Linked DNA regions of Homo sapiens: region 2 is linked to region 1. The links are chromatin loops, found by intact Hi-C in ENCODE. Cell type or tissue: GM12878. All regions are shown on one strand. Each heading gives the region's core, and the rest is flanking DNA. Links, peaks and the distances in the headings are about the cores only.

Region 1 (2,905 bases), core at 235-2,734:
TTGTGGTATATCCATACAATGGACTAGTATTCAGCCATGAAAAGGAATAAAGTTCTGCTACATGCTATAATGAATGAACCTCAAAAACATTATGCCAAGGGAAAGAAGCCAGGCCCAAGAGGTCACATATGACTGTTTCTGTAAGTATGCAAAATAGATTAATTAATAGAAACAGAAAGCAGATTGGTGGTTGCCAGGGACTGGGGGTGGTGATGGGATGGGGAATGATTGCCTAGTGGGTATGGGGTTTTATATTGGGATGATGAGAATGTTTCAGAACTAGATAGACATGGTAGTTGCACAACAGGTCTAGCATACTAAATGCCAGTGGACTGAACACTTTATAATGGTTAATTTTATGGTATGGGAATTCTGCCTCATTAAAAATTATATAAAACTATAAAAGAAGGAGCAGCCATTTGTCCCACACCTCTGTGTCTCGCTGGAGTCACATTCCCGTCCTGAGGTCTGCCCAGGCTGTGACACCACTTTTGAAAAGGGAAGGCAACCCTGCCACACAAAGTCATAGAGGGTGAGAAAAGCCAGTGTAAAATCAGGCATGACACCAGCTGCTCCCCAAGTGTGGTCCCTGGACCAGCATCAGCACCCGCTGGGGAACTTGTTAGAAACACACAGCCTCAGGCCGGGCGCGGTGGCTCATGCCTGTAATCCCAGCACTTTGGGAGGCCGAGGCGGGTGGATCATGAGGTCAGGAGATCGAGACCATCCTGGCTAACAAGGTGAAACCCCGTCTCTACTAAAAATACAAAAAATTAGCCGGGCGCGGTGGCGGGCGCCTGTAGTCCCAGCTACTCGGGAGGCTGAGGCAGGAGAATGGCGTGAACCCGGGAAGCGGAGCTTGCAGTGAGCCGAGATTGCGCCACTGCAGTCCGCAGTCCGGCCTGGGCGACAGAGCGAGACTCCGTCTCAAAAAAAAAAAAAAAAGAAAGAAACACACAGCCTCAGTCCACACCTACGGAATCACAGACTCTGGGGTGGGCCTGTCCTCTGTGCCACCGCCCAGGTGATTCTGCTGCGCTGGCGTGGATTACTGACAAGCAGGGCCACTGTGGGTCATCAGGAGCAGGTGGGGATGGCATGGCTAGAGGGGGCTGGGCAGAGGGAAATGGAGGGATTCCAGGAGAAGCCAGTGAGCCTGCAGCTCTGGGACGCATAAGAAGAGCATCCCGGGGCATCAGCCACCTGAGTCCCCTGTGCAGCAGAGCAGCCTCCCTGTGGAGGCAAAGGCCACTCCCGTCCCCTGCCCCACCCCACCCTGGGTAAGAGCCCCAGCACCCCTTACCCTTCGCGGTCGATGTGTGGCAGGGGCTGCTTGGGCGTGTGTCGGACTTTGCGGTGGAACTGGGTGAAGTCCAGCTTTTCCGGCTGCAGGTCCCAGGTGGCACCACTAGAGGGCGAGGGAGGGTGAGAAACGGAGGCAAGAGGGCAACAGCCCAGTTACTGACGGAACCAGGGGGCCAGGCTGAACCTGGCAGAGCAGATCCGCAGAAAGGAGCCGCCAGGGGCCAGGCGGGGAGCCCCACTCAGAATGGAGCCCCAGGTGCCACCCCTCACCTTCCTCACCCTGCCGTGGGAAAGTGCATGCTTATGAAACAAGTGTGGGCCTGATGCCCATTGCACAGCGGCCTCTGCAACACCTGAGTTTGTTTTCGTGCCCACATTTGAGGAAGGCCAGGGAGAGCAAGGGGCCAAATGCCAGTCTCCAGCCTCTGACAAGCAGCTCAAAGTGACGACCCGGCCACCCTGAGGTAGATGAGGCAGGCTAGTGGGAAGCGGGGCCCAGCCTCTGCAGCCCCATCCCGGGGGCCCTCCCCATGCCTCCACTGTCTCCCGTTGACACTCACCGCCTCCTCTCTCCGGCCTTCTTTCCACCCCATCCTTCCTACATCCCCTACTCTGCTTCTCTCTGCCTCTTGCTCATGAACCATCAGCGTTCATTCCGTCCCCAAGGAAGCCAGTTTCCCCGGCTGGACCTCACACCACAGGGAAGGAGGGAGGAGGAGGTTACCTGAAGGAATCGAAGGTGTTGGCCGCCCAGATGTCCGTGCCCAGCATGTCCAGAGAGTTGTCTTTGCTGCCATTCTGGAAGAGATGGGGGTGAAAGGGCTGACATTAATTGCTCGGCCAGGATGCTGAGAACACGGGGCCAGGGCCTGAGGGGCTGGGGGGCTGGAGTGAGCCCCCAAGTGAGTATGGTGGCTGGTGCACCCAGTCAGAGTCAGGGGACTGCCTGGGGGTCTCCTGGCCTCCCCCCAGGCATAGGCCCTCGTTTCACTGAGGTTTTATAGATGTATACAGAAGGGTCCAGGCCCCTGCTGCCCCAGGCCCATGGCTCTCTCCTCAAAGCCTCCACACCCAGCAAGGGCTCTGTACCACCCAGAGCCACCATCACCACTGCCAGCCTGATGGCTGAGGCTTCTCCCCAGGGAGGGGCTCTGCAGAGCCAGGCCCACTGGGGAGCCCATGGAGGCTGCCTTCCTTCACAGTTCAGTCCTACTCCCCAGAAGCCCCCACCGACCAAGGCTACACCAGCAACTGGATTTCTCTGAGTCGAGCCGATCCTCCAGTGTTCCCTATGTGACCCACCCCAGAGACAGAAACCTCTTTACTCAATGCAGCTTCTATGATTTGGTTTCTCTGCTCTCTGGCTGGTGAGCTCCCTGGCAAATTCTCCAACCCCTGACCGCACCTGATGCCCTCCAGCCCTTCTTACCCCTGCAATCTGGTTTCCATCGTCACACTCTTTAAAACAATACTTCCACATCCACCTGAGCTGAACGTGTGCACGCCGTATGACCCAGAAATTCACTCCCAGGTATAAACACACAGAAATGTGCCCGATGCTCACCAAAAGACATGTACAGAAAGCGTATACAGCAGCATC
Region 2 (2,905 bases), core at 194-2,693, 220 kb after region 1:
CCACACTTTCAAACAACCACTTCTTCTGAGAACTCCCTCACTATCACCAGATTGGCAAGGGGGAAGTCGGCCTCTATAATCCAATCACCTCTCACCAGGCCCCTCCCCTGACATGTGGGGATTACAGTTCGAGGTGAGGTTTGGATGGGGACACAGAGCCAAACCATATCAGGCCCCAAGGCAAGAGAGGGCTGGCATCCTGGAAGAGGGAGCTGGGAGCAGCCACAGAGGTGTGTGTGTGGGGGTGGGTGGTGTGGCGTGGGGGGTGGGAGTGGTGGGAGCTGAGGTCAGGCTGTAGGACCTGGCAACCTGTGCAGAACACCTTGGATTTTACTCTCAGTGGCATGGGAAGCCATTGGAAGGCTCTGAGCAGAGGAGAGACATGATCTGATGGGTGCTTTACAATATCACTCATCAGCCATCATCACCTTGGGTGCTGCATGAAATGAGACTTGAGAGAAGGGCAGGGGCTGGAGCATGAAGAGTGTTAGAGGCCAGATGAGGGAGCTGGGCCTTCATCATGAGGTCAATGGAGAGCCATGGAGGAGTTTAGAGGAAGGAGTTAGTCCTCATCCTTATCTTGGAATAGAAGGCTCTAAGCACAGAGAAGTGAGGTCACCCTTCCCGGAACACACATAACTGGATAAGGTGGCTCTGGGATGGAAACTGAGGTCTTCAGATTCCTATCCTCGTTACTATGAGCTTTCTCCTGAATAACAACAGGAGACATTTACTGGGCATTTTCTCAGATACCAACCCACTTATCTTTCAAAACAACCCTGGAGGTAGGCAATATTATGACTCTCATTTTACAGACAAGGACCCCAAGGCACAAAGGGGTTAAGGAACTTGTCTGAGGTTACATGGCTAGAAAGTGGTAGAGCCGGGATTGGAACCCAGGCAGCCTGGATCAGGAGTCCGTGGAGTCAACCAGTGTGCTCCAGGGCCTTGCTAAGTCCTCCAGCCATGTGAATAGATGGGTGGGAGAACCGGGACTAGTTTCTACGGTGTTTGCGGAGCCGAGTCAGCTCTGTACCTGCCTGTACTCAGACCCCCATACTTTTCCTGCATCCTTAGTCCATTCCCACTGAGACCCCCACTGCAGTAGACATCGAAGGAACAAGAAGCGCAGCGGAAAATTAGACGCAAGAATTGCCTCCCCAGGAAGATATTCAAAGCTGCTTCTTAACTTGTTGCGCCCCCAGATCCCTCAGATCTTGAGTGCCCTGGGGAGCCGCCGTGCCCTCTCGGCCATAAGCAGAACACAGAGCGGCGGCCTCTTGTGCGGTTTGATCATGTGAACCATCCCGGTTGAAAAAATGAAGGGTATCGAATTAGGAATGAAAATGATTCTTTCCCCAAGCTCTGAATGCACTCCAAAATCCCTAGGGGGAGGCTTGGGTTTGTGTTGGCAAAGGAGGAGCTGGTGGAAATGTCTGCAACTCAGTCTCACGCTTCCTCCTTCTCCCTGACTGATTGCCTTAACAGGCGCCGAGGCTCTCCAGCCGACAGGCCACCAGAGGGCACCCACAGACAGGGCTGGCAGTCTCGGGCGGGCAGGCGGGTTAGCGTCCTCTGAGAAGGCCGGGGTCGGATGTCGTGGCACTGCAGAGAGAAAAGCATACACAGGAGCCGAAACACACTGAGCAGGCCCAGGACGCGAGAACGTGGATCTGGAGCCACACCCAGCCCGTGGCCTTCCCATGCAATGGCTGTGACAACTCTCCGGTTCTGTGGCCTATGCACCAAAACAATACCTGTGGGCTCTGTCTCAGTGTCAAACTGGGATTATGTTTTTGTTTCCAAGATTAATTTGAAAAAGGTGACTGGGCATGGTGGCTCACGCCTGTAATGCTAGCACTTTGGGAGGCTGAGGCAGGAGGATCCCTTGAGCCCAGGAGTTCAAGACCAGCCTGGGCAACATAGGGAGATCCTGTCTCTATTTAAAGTTTTTTTTTTTTTTTAATTTTGAAAAAATAATTTAAAAAGAAAAAAGAAAAAGGCAAGTCCTCTGTAGATGTGTAAAGACCACAGCTAGAAGTGACTACAGATACTACTTTATTAACCACCATGAGGGTCAACTGACCCAGGCCCCCAAAGTTAATTATCCAAACCCTGGCGACATTGGCTAGTGGTGGTTTTAGCCCAAACATACACATATGTACCCACATCTCCCATGTGTTTATCACACTGAATGAGAATTACCTCCTTATTTACATGGGGACCTGAAGAGCAGGAACCATATCCTGTGAATCTCTGTTCCCAGTTGAACTTTAATGTATGTCAAACATATATAGAACATTTGGTTCCATTTCTCCAGCAAAGCCTGGAAGACAAGAAACATGATGCTTTTGTGGATTCCAAGTAGAGAAAACCTTCCTGTTCTGTGGCCTGGGATTATTTCCAACTAGGCAGGTCCATGATTTTAGGACGGCGGTCAGCAAACTATATACCTAAGCCAAATCTGGTCCGTTGCCTGTTTTTGTAAGTAAAGTTTTATTGGAACACAGCTATGCACATTCATTTACTTACTATCTATGTCTGCTTTTGTGCTACAGCAGCAGGGTTAAGCAGTTGCAACAGAGACCATATTGCCCCACCTACACTGAATGTTTGCTCTCTGGCCCTTTACAGAAACAGTCTGCTGACCCCTGCTGGAGGAGGACACAATAGCAGCCTTGGGATGTGGCTGGCAGGAGAGCTCCTCCTTGCTTCACTGTGGTGATGGTGGGGCCAGCAGAGCCCCCAAGGGATGCTAGCCATGCCTTGGGTGTGCTATGGGTATGTGAAATCTGCTTCGTGGGGACAGCCTTGCTGAGAAGCCAAGGGTCCTGCACAAGTCCTTCCAGTTCTTGATACCCAGCTGCAGTGCTAGAGTACCTGTACCCTAGCACAGCCTGGGAGG

What was found. Hi-C counts contacts between places; a loop is a spot of excess contacts. Peaks named below come from ENCODE experiments on the same cell type or tissue, not always from the same donor. Only the 100,000 strongest peaks of a DNase experiment are listed, where the experiment ranks them.
Region 2: a loop joins it to region 1, with 13 times the contacts of the local background. A loop is called at or near these places in 3 of 110 quality-filtered maps.

The regions. Positions count from the first base shown.
Region 1 is chr18:48,662,950-48,665,854 of GRCh38, reverse strand. CTIF (cap binding complex dependent translation initiation factor) reads right to left here. Exons shown (of 12, transcript NM_014772.3): 4 at 2,030-2,103; 5 at 1,304-1,408. Among named protein-coding and RNA genes, the nearest start is that of MIR4743, 6.2 kb to the left of the region's middle. In GM12878, for the core only: a CTCF peak has its summit at 1,412 (motif pointing right); no DNase peak of the experiment used is centred there.
Region 2 is chr18:48,445,405-48,448,309 of GRCh38, reverse strand. No RefSeq gene overlaps it. Among named protein-coding and RNA genes, the nearest start is that of ZBTB7C, 37 kb to the right of the region's middle. RefSeq lists an enhancer at 2,478-2,772. In GM12878, for the core only: CTCF peaks have their summits at 1,508 (motif pointing right) and 2,649 (motif pointing left); a DNase peak (open chromatin) is centred at 2,629.